Regions from separate parts of the Homo sapiens genome. Here region 2 is linked to region 1. A link is a contact called in ENCODE Hi-C data. All regions are on one chromosome and are shown on one strand. The core of a region is the stretch at or near the end of the contact, and the rest is flanking DNA. Distances in the headings are between cores, read along the strand shown.

What was found. Hi-C counts contacts between places; a loop is a spot of excess contacts on that map. Pooled maps may share reads with other maps.
Region 2: a loop to region 1 is called in a pooled map, with 12 times the contacts of the local background. The contact joins the promoter of GCSH here to the promoter of PSMD7 in region 1. A Hi-C loop is called at or near these places in 6 of 50 pooled maps.

What each region holds. Positions count from the first base shown.
Region 1 is chr16:74,291,382-74,298,063 of GRCh38, reverse strand. It overlaps PSMD7 (proteasome 26S subunit, non-ATPase 7), which reads right to left and starts at 1,250. Exons shown (of 7, transcript NM_002811.5): 1 at 1,076-1,250. The coding sequence starts at 1,149. RefSeq lists enhancers at 236-1,125, 1,026-1,335, 1,126-2,017.
Region 2 is chr16:81,094,193-81,100,555 of GRCh38, reverse strand. GCSH (glycine cleavage system protein H) reads left to right here and starts at 4,161. Exons shown (of 5, transcript NM_004483.5): 1 at 4,161-4,425. The coding sequence starts at 4,278. RefSeq lists silencers at 3,825-3,924, 4,075-4,744.

The DNA.
Region 1 (6,682 bases), core at 1-2,500:
GTCTCAGCCTCCCAAAATGCTGGGATTACAGGCGTGAGCCACCATGCTCGGCCTCGTGTTTTAAATAAAAACTGAAACCTCATCTATATATACATTTTTTTTTTTGAGACGGAGTCTAATCAGATTCCCATTTAAAAATGTTAATGGGTTAAAACCACAGCTGATCCAGGAAGCCCTTCGGGGTGCTGAGCATCATCCAGATTTCGATAACAGGAACTCGGTCAAATGAAGACAAACATAGATACGACCCTGGGGGCGGGGGTCAGGGCCAAATTGAAGCTAGCCCCCTTAGCCCCACTCCGGCATCATCCAGGCATCATTCACTTTGCATCATTCACATTTCGGTGAAATCAACTTGGTTAAACGAGGATAAACATAAATACGACCCTGGGGCCGGGGTCAGGGCCAAATGAAGGTAGCCACCCTGCACCCCACTCCAGCATCATCCATATTTCGGTGAAACCAATTCGGTCAAACGAAGATAAACATAGCCTTGGGGCGGGGCTAAATGGAGCTAGCCCACTCCGCCCCACCCAAGCATCATCCAGACATCAGTCACTTTGCATTATTCACATTTCAGTGAAATCAACTGAGTCAAATGAAGATACGACCCTGGGGTCGGGGGTCAGAGCCAAATGAAGCTAGCCCGCCTCCGCCCCACCCTGGCTTTATCCAGATTTCGGCAAAACGAACTTCAAAACGAAGTGACAGACACGAGCTTGGGGGCGGGGGTCAGGGCCAACTAAAGCTAGCCGCATCTCCCGACCCCCAGCATCATCCAGATTTCGGTAAAACGAACTTCGGCAAAACGAACTCGGAAAGGGAACTCTGTAAAACAAACAGGCTAAACGGAACAGGCAGCCAAGGCCCCGAAGTGGCGGCGGCTGGGGCAGGGGCGGGAGGCTGGATGACTCCGGCATCGTGAGCCGACGCTGGTCTGGACTCGTGAACAAGTAAGGGTCACCAGCCGCCCTATCTGCGTCCCCAGCTCGTCCGCGGCCGCCGCGCCATCTCCAGCGTGCCCGTGACTCAGCAGCGGCTGCGCCGCCGGCCCAGCTATAGGGCGCTCGCTCACCGGTTGAAATGATCCACCACACTGAGCAGCACCAGGGGGTGGACCACCACCTTCTGCACTGCCAGCTCCGGCATCGCGACACACCCCGCTCGCCAGGCCTGGCTCCCTGCCACACGCAAACACCGGCAGCAGTAGCGGTCACCGGTACCCTTTCAGGCCCAGTTCCTCTTCTTCCGGTTCGTCAGCCCTCGCGCGGCCTCCTTCTTCCGCTCCCAGAGTGCCTCGCGCGGCGGGCCCGGATCTTCGCCACCGCCGTCATTTGTGGGCGGAGAAAGGGCTGGAGAAAGGCGGGAATCGCCCCTCGTCCCTCGCCGTGCGTTTCCCTGGACTTAAGGGCCGAAGGGACACCGGCGACTTGACCTCCTGGTATTGGCCTGTACCGTCACCTGCAGAGGCTTTTCGCCTCAATTCCTTCCCAGCACCCTCCCCCCGCCACCCCCCCAAAGTAAATAGTTGACAGTTTACTTTTCTACCACCCGGAAGAAGTTCACTTTTGCTTCAGGTCAAAATCCTCCGCGATTTCTGAGAGGAACTTTAAATCTCTAACATAAGAGCACGCTTTTAATGTAATTTGGTAATTTATCTCATTCTCGTTTTCATTGCCGGGGGAATTTCTCCTTTATCTTTACTGTGGACACTTTGCAATGAACGTGGCAACCTGCAGGTTTCCACCTGTCGTTATATTACTGCGTAACTAGGGCTAGAAGAACGCAATTGTGCCGTTGCTTTTGAAATCAAAATTTACAGAAGCGTTGAAGAAAAGACGGAAGGAAGGCAGTAAGGAAGTATGTTGTGATATGTAGCTAGGAAAGAGAAGACTAAGGTAGACAAAGACTTAAGCTTATTTGCAGGAGGCAAATTATAAGAAAAATCATACAGGTTTATATCGTCTCATTTGAAGTTGCTGTTTCTGTAAACGAAAACAGTACTTAAGCAACCTGAATTATTTACTTATATTTTGTTCTGTTTTTAAACAATTTTTGCTTTCCCTTTATCACCAGAGGATTTTCCCAACATTTTGGCCTCTTGTCTTTTTAAGGTGGACTTCCTGATCTCCAAATGTCAAGGGACACACTCAGTCTCTCTTATTTGTGGGTGGTGAAAAACATTAGCAAAGATTAGACTGAAATTTGGCCACCAATGAGAGACATTAATGTAGTCAGGAGTTTGAATTTGTCTGCATGTGAATTTATCTTTGTCTTCTGTCTGCAACTTGGCTTTATTTTCAGATTTTCTGCTAGATCTGCAAGGAAGTAAATGGCAGGATATGCTTAATATTCATAATTAATTGAAGAGACTCAATGCTATCTTTATTTTTTCATTTTTTTTTTTGGTACAGTTGGTGTCTCACTATGTTGTCCAAGCTGGTCTTAAACCCCCAGCCTCAAGCAATCCTCCCACCTCAGCCTCCCAAACTGCTGGGATTACAGGTGTGAGCTACTGTGCCTGGCCATTCATTCTTAATTATAACTAGAAAGATATAAGGGTTATGTTAATGGGGAAAGAAAACTAAGAATTATTGAATCTATTGAGTGCCTATAATATGCCAGCCCTGGTTCAGACGCAAATATTTAATCCTTTTAATTAATGCTTCTCAAACTTTGATATGCTTACAAATCACCAGGGGACCTTGTTAAAATTCAGATTCTGATTCTGTAGGTCTGAGATGGGACCTGAAATTCTGAGCTTCTAACAAGCTTTCAGGTGAGGCCCATGCTGTGTTAACAAGGCTTGTAACAACCTTACGAAGTCGGTATTTTCTCATTACAAATGAAAATTGTTGCTCAAATGTTGCTCTCGAGGTGGGCTTTTTCTCACGCTTTGAAAAAATTTTGTCTTTCTCCCCCTAATGTGTTTCTGCTTTAGTTTTCTCCATAGTTTTTACCACTTGTGAATAGTTTGTAGAATTTACTTATTCTGTTCATTCTTTGTCTCTCATTAGAATGTAAGCTCTTGTTTAGTTTGTAAACTCCTGTTTACTTTTTTTTTTTTTTTTAAATAAATGAGAGACAGTCTCGCTCTGTCACCCAGTCCGGAATGCAGTGGCACAATCTTGGCTCACTGCAACCTTCACCTCCCAGGTTCAAGCGATTCTCATACCTCAGCCTCCCAAGTAGCTGGGACTACAGGTGAGCGCCACCATGCCCCACTAATTTTTCTATTTTTAGTAGAGATGGAGTTTCACTGTGTTGGCCAGGCTTATCTGGAACTCCTGAACTCAAGTGATCTGCCTGCCTTGGCTTCCCAAAGTGCTGGGATTATAGGTGTGAGCCACTGCACCTGGCCCCTAGTTTACTTTTATATTATCATTGTCTTGAAAAGTGCCTGGCACATAGGAGACATTCAGTAATTACTATATAAATGAATAATTAGTTATGATAGTGAAATGGAAGATGACAATAAGGCTCAGACATTGGGAAGGATCTTTCCAAGATCACATTGCTGGTCAGGATCAAGCCAGGTTTCTGTGACCCCAGTTCCTAATTGGTTGGTGTGCCTGCTTGCAGCAGTCTTAGGCAAAAGAATTGCATTAATTTTATTAAGATACTAAATTTCAAACTTTAGAAAGTGATATATTTTATTTCACACTGAGTTCACTTTGCAGTTGTACTAAGCCTAAGCAAGCTGTTTCGAAGCTTATTGGGTGTCTCCAATCCTGACTCACTGAAGCAGTGTGAAACTGACTATGAGCTTAAAAAATTATTCTAGTTACACATGATCATTGTGGAAAAATGACACTATTCAGATAAATAAAAATGAATATAGAGCTGGGCATGGTGGCCTGTGCCTGTAATCCCAGATACTTGGAAGGCTGAGGTTGGAGGATCACTTGAGCCCAGGAGTTCATGACCCTTCCGAACAGTAGGACCTTGTCACAAATAATTAATTAATTGAAATAAATTAAAATCACCTGAAATCGTACCACATACAGAAAACTAAGATTAACCCTGGCCCAAAGTGCTTTTTTTTTGAGACGGAGTCCTACTCTGTCACCGGGCTGGAGTGCAGTGGCACAATCTCGGCTCCCTGTAACCTCCGTCTCCCAGGTTCAAGTGATTCTCCTGCCTCAGCCTCCCAAGCAGCTGGGACTATAGGCGCATGCCACCATGCCCAGCTAATTTGTTTGTATTTTTAGTAGAGACAGGGTTTCACCATGTTGGCCAGGAAGGATGGTCTCGATTTTGTGATCTGCCTGCCTCAGCCTCCCAAAGTGCTAGGATTATAGGCGTGAACCACCGCGCCTGGCCTAAAGTGCTGTATTTCTTAAGGGATTTCAGCATTAGCTTCCTAATTTCTCTTTTTGCCTTCCAGTTTTGACCTTCTCCCATCTCCATCCTCCACTCTGCAGCCAGACTTATTTTATTGATTGATTGATTGATTGAGACTGAGTTTCACTCTTGTTGCCCAGATCTCAGCTTGCTGCAACCAACACCTCCTGGGTTCAAGCGATTCTCCCACCTCAGCCTCCCTAGTAGCTGGGATTAGAGGTGCCCGCCACCACGCCTGGCTAATTTTTGTATTTTTAGTAGAGACGGGGTTTCATCCTGTTGGCCAGGCTGGTGCTGGGATTACAGGCATGAGCCACTGTGCCCAGCCTTATTTTAACATTTTTAATTTGTTATTTTTTTAAAAGAGTTAGGGTCTCACTCTGTCACCAAGGTTGGAGTGCAGTGGTGCAATCATTAGCTCACTGAAGCCTTGAACTTCTGGGCTCAAATGATCCTCCTGCTTTGGCCTCCCACAGTGTTAGGATTATAGGCGTGAGCCATGGTGCCCAGCCCCAGACATATTTTTAAAACACCCTTTTTAATGGAAAATCCCTACCCTGTGCAAGAGTAGGGAAAATAGTATAATAAAGCCCATGAACCTGTTACTGAGCTTCAAGTCTCCCTCACTTTTCTTAGGTGAACCCTAGTTCCTCTCCTTAAAGGTAGTCACTGGCTACTAGTTTCTGGCGAATCTTTCGGAAAGTTTTTTAAAGATGTATCTTTTGGCATCTGTATGCATAGCTTTCAAAATATGCAAATGGGCTCGGCGCTGCGGCTCACGCCTGTAATCCCAGCACTTTGGGAGGCCGAGGCGGGCTGATCACAAGGTCAGGAGTTGGAGACCAGCTTGGCCAACATGAGGAAACCCCATCTCTACTAAAAATACAAAAAAAAATTAGCCATGCATGATGGTCGGTGCCTGTAATCCCAGCTGCTTGGGAGGCTGAGGTAGGAGAATCACTTGAACCTGGGAGGCGGAGGTTGCAGTGAGCTAAGATCCTGCCACTGCACTCTAGCCTGGGTGACAGAGTGAGACTTCATCTCAAAAAAAAAAAAAATGCAAATGGAGTTTAACTCTACATAAAGTTCTGAAATTTGCTCTTTTGAGTTAATAATTTATCATTAACACACTTCCTTATAGCAAATCTAGGTCTACATCATCATTAATAGCTGCATAGAATGGATTTGATTTCTTCATAATAGATGCCTTCATCTACTCAGAGGCCCAGCTACAACATCATTCTCCATCAGCCTCTGTAGGCCTGGAAAGGGCAAAAGCTGTGCCAACGGTGTTTCTAGAATCTTTAATTTTTCCACTTAGATAATGACTCTTTTGCACTGTAAACTTTGGCAGTCTTCTATAACCAGTATCTCTGATGTTTTTCTCAATACTCACTTAACAATTTAACTCTGTGCCACTCTTCTAAATACTGGTTATATAGGAATAAACAAAACAAAGCTCTTGCCCTCTTTGAACTTATAGTCTTGTTAGAGGAGATAGACTATAAGCAAATAATAAATGTAAATCCTGTATAATATCCCATATGGTGTCAGAAAGTGTGCTCAGTCTGTCAGACATGCTCACCATGATCAAATGTGCCAGGCCCCAATGAATCATGCATCTGGCCTTCATGCCCTGGTTATCTCCTCCAAAATTGACTGTGAGCTTGGGCATGTGACTTGCTCTGGCACATGAGATATTAGCAAGTGTAATACAAACAGAGGCTTGAGTAACACTCTCATGTTGCAGCTTGTTCTCTTGGAATGCCCACTCTTGGAACCCTGAGTCATGTAGAAAAATCTGGCTACTTTGCAGGAGAGACCATATGGAATAGAAGAGGAATGCTTGGCCATTCCCCAGCTATTCCAGCCATTACAGGCAGGGTCCCAAGAAATGAGAGTGAAAAAACCACTGTGGATATTCCAGCCCTAGTAGATAGCATGTGGAGCAGAAGAACTGCCCAGCTGAGCCCAGCCCAGGTTATAAAATTCTGTGAAATAATAAGTCATCGTTGCTGTTTTAAGTCACTAAGTTTTGGGTGGTTTGTTGTGCAGCAACAGATAACAGAAACACTAGGCAATTTGTGAATTCTTTGTGAACCTAAGGTTCTTGGTAAATCCATTATCTGCCACTCAATGCTTGGTTATATAGCTGCTCCCTAAATGTGAGCTCCGTCACTTACTTTCTCTGTTATTTGCTGCATTTACTCTTTCATTTGAGGGTTATTTAGGCCTGTCATGGAATATCGCTCAGCTCAAGTGATATGATCAGAATCTGAAGAGGTTCCTCAAGCTAGGTAGCATTTTGGAAACATTCCAGCAGGACTGAGTTTGAGAG
Region 2 (6,363 bases), core at 2,912-5,411, 6.8 Mb before region 1:
GAAACCCTGTCTCTACTAAAAATACAAAAATTAACCAGGTGTGGTGGCGGGCGCCTGTAGTCCCAGCTACTCAGGAGGCTGAGGCAGGAGAATCCCTTGAACCCGGGAGGCGGAGGTTGCAGTGAGCCTAGGTGGTGCCACTGTACTCCAGCCCGGGCGACAGAGCATGACTCCGTCTCACAAAAAAAAAAAAGAAAAGAAAGAAAAAAGATGTTGGCAGTGCCATGCTCCCTCTGAGGGCTCTAGGGAAGAATCCTTCTTGCCTCTTCCAGCTTTTGGTGTTGGCCAGCCAGCCTTGGTGTCCCTTGGCTTCTAGATGTGTCACTCCCAGATGGGAAGAAGCTTGCTGGGAGCCTGTGTTCCTTCTCCTTTTCTCAGCACACCAGCCATATTGAATTAGGGGCCCACCCTAGTCCAGGGTGACCTCATCTGAACTAATTATAATACATCTGCAGGGATCCTGTTTCCCAATATGGTCACATCTGAAGAACTGGGACTTAGGACTTTGACATACCTCTTTAGGAGCCACAATTCAAACCAGAACAGGTGTCATTCCTCCAAAAATGTTTCTGGGTCAAATAAATATGGGGAATACTGGTTTATAAAAGTTTTTTTGTTTGTTTGTTTGTTTGTTTGAGACAGGGTCTTGCTCTGTTGCCCAGGCTGGAATGCAGTGGCATGATTTCAGCTCACTGAAACCTCTGCCTCCCAAGATCAAATGATTCTTGTGTCTCAGGCTTCCCAGTATCTGGGACTACAGGCACACAAGAGCATGCCTGGGTAATTTTTGTATTTTTTTGTAGAGACGGGGTTTCACCATGTTGGCCAGGCTGGTCTTGAACTCCTGGCCTCAAGTGATCTGCCTACCTAGGCCTCCCACAGTGCTGGGATTACAGGCATGAGCCACCGCACCCAGTCTACTGTATTGTTATAAGAGGAAAATATGTCTATCAGCTCAAAGAGATGAATGGGCCCCTCTCAAAACACCTGGAAGAAATGACCACCTGGAATTTTCCAGAGCTTATACTCAATGGGCAACGAGATGACCTTTAAAATCTCAAACCAGGAGGTTACAAAGATTACTAGGTAGAAAAAGAAAAAAAATTTTGACTGTCTTCAATGCTTTTTACCAAAAGAAAAACACATGTCATATTTTTTGGTGGAAGGGCCTTTTTGTAGCCCATATGTTGATGTTGATGTGTGATCTTTTTCTTCCCATCACATGAGTTAGTGAAGCTGAGAATAAATATGTTAGGGTGTAAGTGGCACGATGCTGCACTGTCTTGTAATGAAACAACAATAGAAAACAACATCTTGACATTAGAGAAGGTAGCCAAGATCTGTAGTGCAGGGTAGACCAGCGTGATCCAGTCAGCATCCCAAACGAAAGCAAGCGGAGCAGAGCTTAAGAGCAATTGCTGGCCAGGCACGGTGGTTCATGCCTGTAATCCCAGCACTTTGGAAGGCCGAGGTGGGTGGATTACAAGGTCAGGAGTTCGAGACCAGCTTGGCCAACATAGTGAAACCCCATCTCTACTAAACATACAAAAATTAGACGGGCGTGGTGGCACGTGGTCCTGTAGTCCCAGCCACTCGGGAGGCTGAAGCAGGAGAATTGCTTGAACCCGGGAGGCAGAGGTTGCAGTGAGCCAAGATCACGCCACTGCGCTCCAGCTTGGGCGACAGAGCTAGACTTCGTCTCGAAAAAAAAAAAGAAAAAAAGAAGAGTTGCTTTCTAATCAGTGTAGAGGCCAAGGTCTACTACTGCCACCTAGGAGCTACTTAAGCCACAAAAACGCCTCCCCGATCCCACTCCTCGGAAGTGCCTTCACCTCTGAGCCTCATCTATGAAATGAGTGTAACACCTGCCAGAAAGAGGTTTGGAGAGGATTAAAAAGATGTGTGCATAGTGCCAGGCACATAGCAAAGGCTCAATAGATGGGAATGATTTGCTCAAAAGAAAGTGGGCATGACGGCCCTTGCAAGCCACTGCACAGATGTGGTGGCAACCCTAAGTTCATAGCAGGGCAGAAGCTCAGTGCAACAACGTATGGGCTCCCCAAACACACACACACTCCATGGTGTGCACCCTATGGTACTGTTTCCGGTGTTTGAACAAGAACAACTCCATTTTGAATATGGGCTGGGTAAAATGAGGCTGAGACTTGGTGGGCTGCATTCCCAGGAGGTTAGGCATTCTTTTTATTTGTATTTTTTTCTGAAGCAGAGTCTCGCTCTGTCACCCAGGCTGGAGTGCAGTGGCGTGATCTCGACTCACTGCAACCTCTGCCTCCCAGGCTCAAGTGATTCTCGTGCCTCAGCCTCCTGAGTAGCTGGGATTACAGGCACCTGCCACCATGCCTGGCTAAACTTTGGATTTGTAGTAGAGACGGGGGTTTCTCCATGTTGGCCAGGTTGGTCTCGAACTCCTGACCTCAAGTGATTCACCTGCCTCACTTAGTCACAGGATGAGCTAGGGTTGGCACAAGATACAGGTCACAAAGTCCCTGCTGATAAAATAGGATGCGGTAAAGGAGCTGGCCAAAACTCACCAAAACCAAGATGGCGACCTCTGGTAGGTCTCACTGCTCATTATACGCTAATTATAATGCATTAGCATGTTAAAAAAAAAACAACTCCCACCAGCGTCATGACAGTTCACAAATGCAATGGCAACGTCCAGAGAAGTTACCCTATAGTCCAAAAAGCGGAGGAACCGTTAGTTCTAGGAAATCCCTGCCCCTTTTCTGGAGAACTCTTGAATGATCCACCCCTTGTTTAGCATACAATCAAGAAATAACTATAAGTACACTTAGTCGAGAAGCCATACTGCTGCTCTGTCTACGAAGAAGCCATTCTTTTTTTTCTTTACTTCTCTATTAAACGTGCTTTCACTTTATAGACTCTCCCCAAATTCTTTCTTGCATGAGGTCCAAAAACCCTCTCTTGGGGTCTGGATTGGGAGCCCTTTCTGTAACAGTACTAAAGGTGTGTGTGTAGCTTAAGGTGTTTTTCAGAACAGTATTTCTTTGCTGACTCATGGCCACTCCATAAAATCTGTGTTAAAGGTGAGGTTTTTCCCAGAACCTAATTTTTTTCTGACTTCTTGGATTGGGATGATGACTTCGGCTTTTCTCGGAAGGCCTTGGTCACACCGCTGGCCGATGAAACAAGGAATTGTGCACACTGGGTCTCAGCTCTCTGCGTTTTGAATATTTCTGCATTAGTGACTGGCTTGGGTCCAGTCTCCACCAAGAAGCCACTTATGACCCTTGGACAAGTCTTTATTCCTTTTTAAGTAAGCTTCTGGATTCTGCCGGTCCTGTTTGGGGTCCCTGGGGCTCTTTGAGACAGGAACGTTACAGAGCAGTTGAAGGAGAATAGAAACTTCCAGGCTGCAGTTCTGTCTAACAAAAGGAAACTGTTGAAATAGCTGCACAAGCTATGGGCTAAGACCCTGAAAAACCAGGGTGTGGGTCAACCTGGCTAAAACCAACTGGACCCAACGTGGTGTGGCTTTGACCTAGGCTTCACCTAGGACTCATTAACATACTAAGTCACACACCCACCGGCACCACAACAATTCCGGGAACACCCATATTTGGTGTAAAAATGGGTGGCACCACAGTTCTGACAAGTCTCCACCTTATTCCAGAAACCTTTGTGTATATTCCATTTCTCAAAGAAACCCATAAAGATGGAAACCCCAAGCCCCATTGTGTGGCCCTCTTTTGAGTCCGCCCTTTCTTCAGTGTGTACTTTGCAGTAAACCTCTGTACTTTCACGACTTTCCGACTTGTTCTTGAATTCCTTCGTGAGGTGGTGAAACCACCTTTGAAAACTTATGACAGAGGCAGTAAAAGAGATACACATGTGGAAAGGAACCCAGTCTGGGGCTAGGCCCCGCCCCCCTCCTGCGGGCAGCCCAATCATACCCAGGCCCGCCGCGCTAGTCTCCGCCTCTCGGTGCTGCCTCTTCCGGGCCTCAGGTTCTTCCCCATGCCCACGCCCCTCTTTCGCGTCGCCGTATCCGAGGTCGCGCCAGGCCCTGGAGTCCCCAGTCTCCGCGTGCTGGCCAATCAGACCCTGCCTCGCCCCCTCGCCTGGGAGTCTCCGCCCTCCACGCTCTGCCCAGTCAGGCTCTGTCCCGCCCCCGCGGCACCGCCTCCGCGCCTCCATCCAGCCGGCTCCCTCCGGCCGCGAACTGCCCCTCCCCGCCCCGCCTCCCGGCGCGGGTGGCCGAGGCGTAGCGCTGCGACCCCCGCACCCCTGCGAACATGGCGCTGCGAGTGGTGCGGAGCGTGCGGGCCCTGCTCTGCACCCTGCGCGCGGTCCCGTCACCCGCCGCGCCCTGCCCGCCGAGGCCCTGGCAGCTGGGGGTGGGCGCCGTCCGTACGCTGCGCACTGGACCCGCTCTGCTCTCGGGTAAGCGCGGCGGGCACGTGGGCGGCTGCTCCCTCCCCGCCTGGGCTGCTTGTCCCGGGCCCAGCGGGACACGGAGGACGCCGGGGCACCGCTCCTGAGCCACCGGGGCGGAGCGAGCGCGGACCCTGCCCCCTTCTTATTTCTGTTGGGATCCCTGGCTCTGCGGCCGCTTCTCCCCCTTAAGTAGCGGGAGGACCCGCGAGTAGCCTTTGCCCTAGGGATTGCATGCAGCCGGGAGGGGAGGCCTGCGGGACACCGAGGCGGGGGTGGCCCGGCGGGTCCGGCGGGCAGGTCGGCCGCTTGCTGCAGAAGCCAGGCACGTGTCGCTTAAGCGTCTCGGTGGCCTTAAGTTTATCTCCCATCTGCGTGCATCGTTGAGACCCCAAATGGGGAGGCCTTTAGTTTACTAAATGGACCGTTACTGAGAACTCCGAAGTAAAATTAAAACAGAAGCGCTTATTAAAATTAAAGCACCAGGCAGGGCGCGTTGGCTCATGCCGGAGGGCGGATCACGAGGTCAGGAGATCGAGACTATCCTGGCTAACACGGTGAAATCCCATCTCTACTAAAAGTACAAAAAATTAGCCAGGCGTGGCGGCATGCGCATGTAATCCCAGCTACTCGGGAGGCTGAGGCAGGAGAATCGCTTGAACCTGGGAGGCAGAGGTTGCAGTGAGCCGAGATCGCGCCACTGCACTCCAGCCTGGGCGACAGAGCAAAACTCCACCTCAAAAAAAAAAAAAAAAAAAAAAATTAAAGCGCCAGATCTAGATTTTTTTACTAGATAAAACAATCATAACTTTGAAGATTCAGCTATTTCCCCAAAACAAGTAAGATAAAGTCTTCTGGACTCAACAGAAGTTCTGCTAAAGTTTGTATTGGATCATTCATGTGTGTGCTTGCTGAAATGAGCCCTAACTCAAACGGACTTGAAATAACTGGGAAACCTGCCCATGAATGTTTCGGCCATTTGTGCTACTTCAGCACAATTATTGCAGGGGAAAAACAATTTTCTTTTTTTTTTTTTTTCTTTTTATTGAGACGGAGCCTCGCTCTGTCGCCCAGGCTGGAGTGCAGCGGCGTGATCTCGGCTCACTGCAAGCGCCACCTCCCAGATTCAAGCGATTCTCTTGCCTCAGCCTCCCGAGTAGCTGGGTTCACTGGCGCCCGTCACCACCTCCAGCTGAGTTTTGTATTTTTAGTAGAGACAGGGTTTCGCCACGTTAGGCTGGTCTCAAACTCCTGACCTCAAGTGATCCACCCGCCTCAGCCTCCCAAAGTGCTGAGATTACAGTCGTGCGTCACCGCGCCAGGCCAACAATTTTCTTTACGCCCAAATGTTTGATACACTGACTGCTCCTCTGCTTCGATTGCGTAGATCAGTGATGGCTCTTGTCTCATTAGCTCATTGTTTTAGAAACCTGTTTGGAGCTGGAATGGTTGATAAATTTATTCCAAAATTTGTAGCATAAAGATTTACTTATGCTGTCTTGCTAATAGTCTGTCCGCTCTGTTTCTGATAGGGATCCCTACATCACTAATTTGAATACAAAGGTAAAGCATTTCTCAGATAAGAATTTAGTTTCAAGTCTGTGGTTTTCGTTCCTTTTTTTTTTCTTCTTTTTTGAGATGGAGTCTCGCTCTGTCGCCCAGGCTGGCATCCAGTGGCAGGATCTTGGCTCACTGCAACCTTCGCTTCCCGGGTTCAAACACTTCTCCTGCCTCAGCCTGTGGAGTAGCTGGACGACAAGAGCACACCTCCATCTCAAAAAAAAAAGAGAAGAAAAATTGACTAATACTAATATAAAATATTTTATCTGACTAGTGACATTGAAAAAGGAAAATGCAAAATTTTCATAAATTGCTCACAACTCCTAATTTTCCGAGGCCAAAAACCACCTTTTTCAAGGCCCAGTTAGAAAGTAATTATTGTCCAGG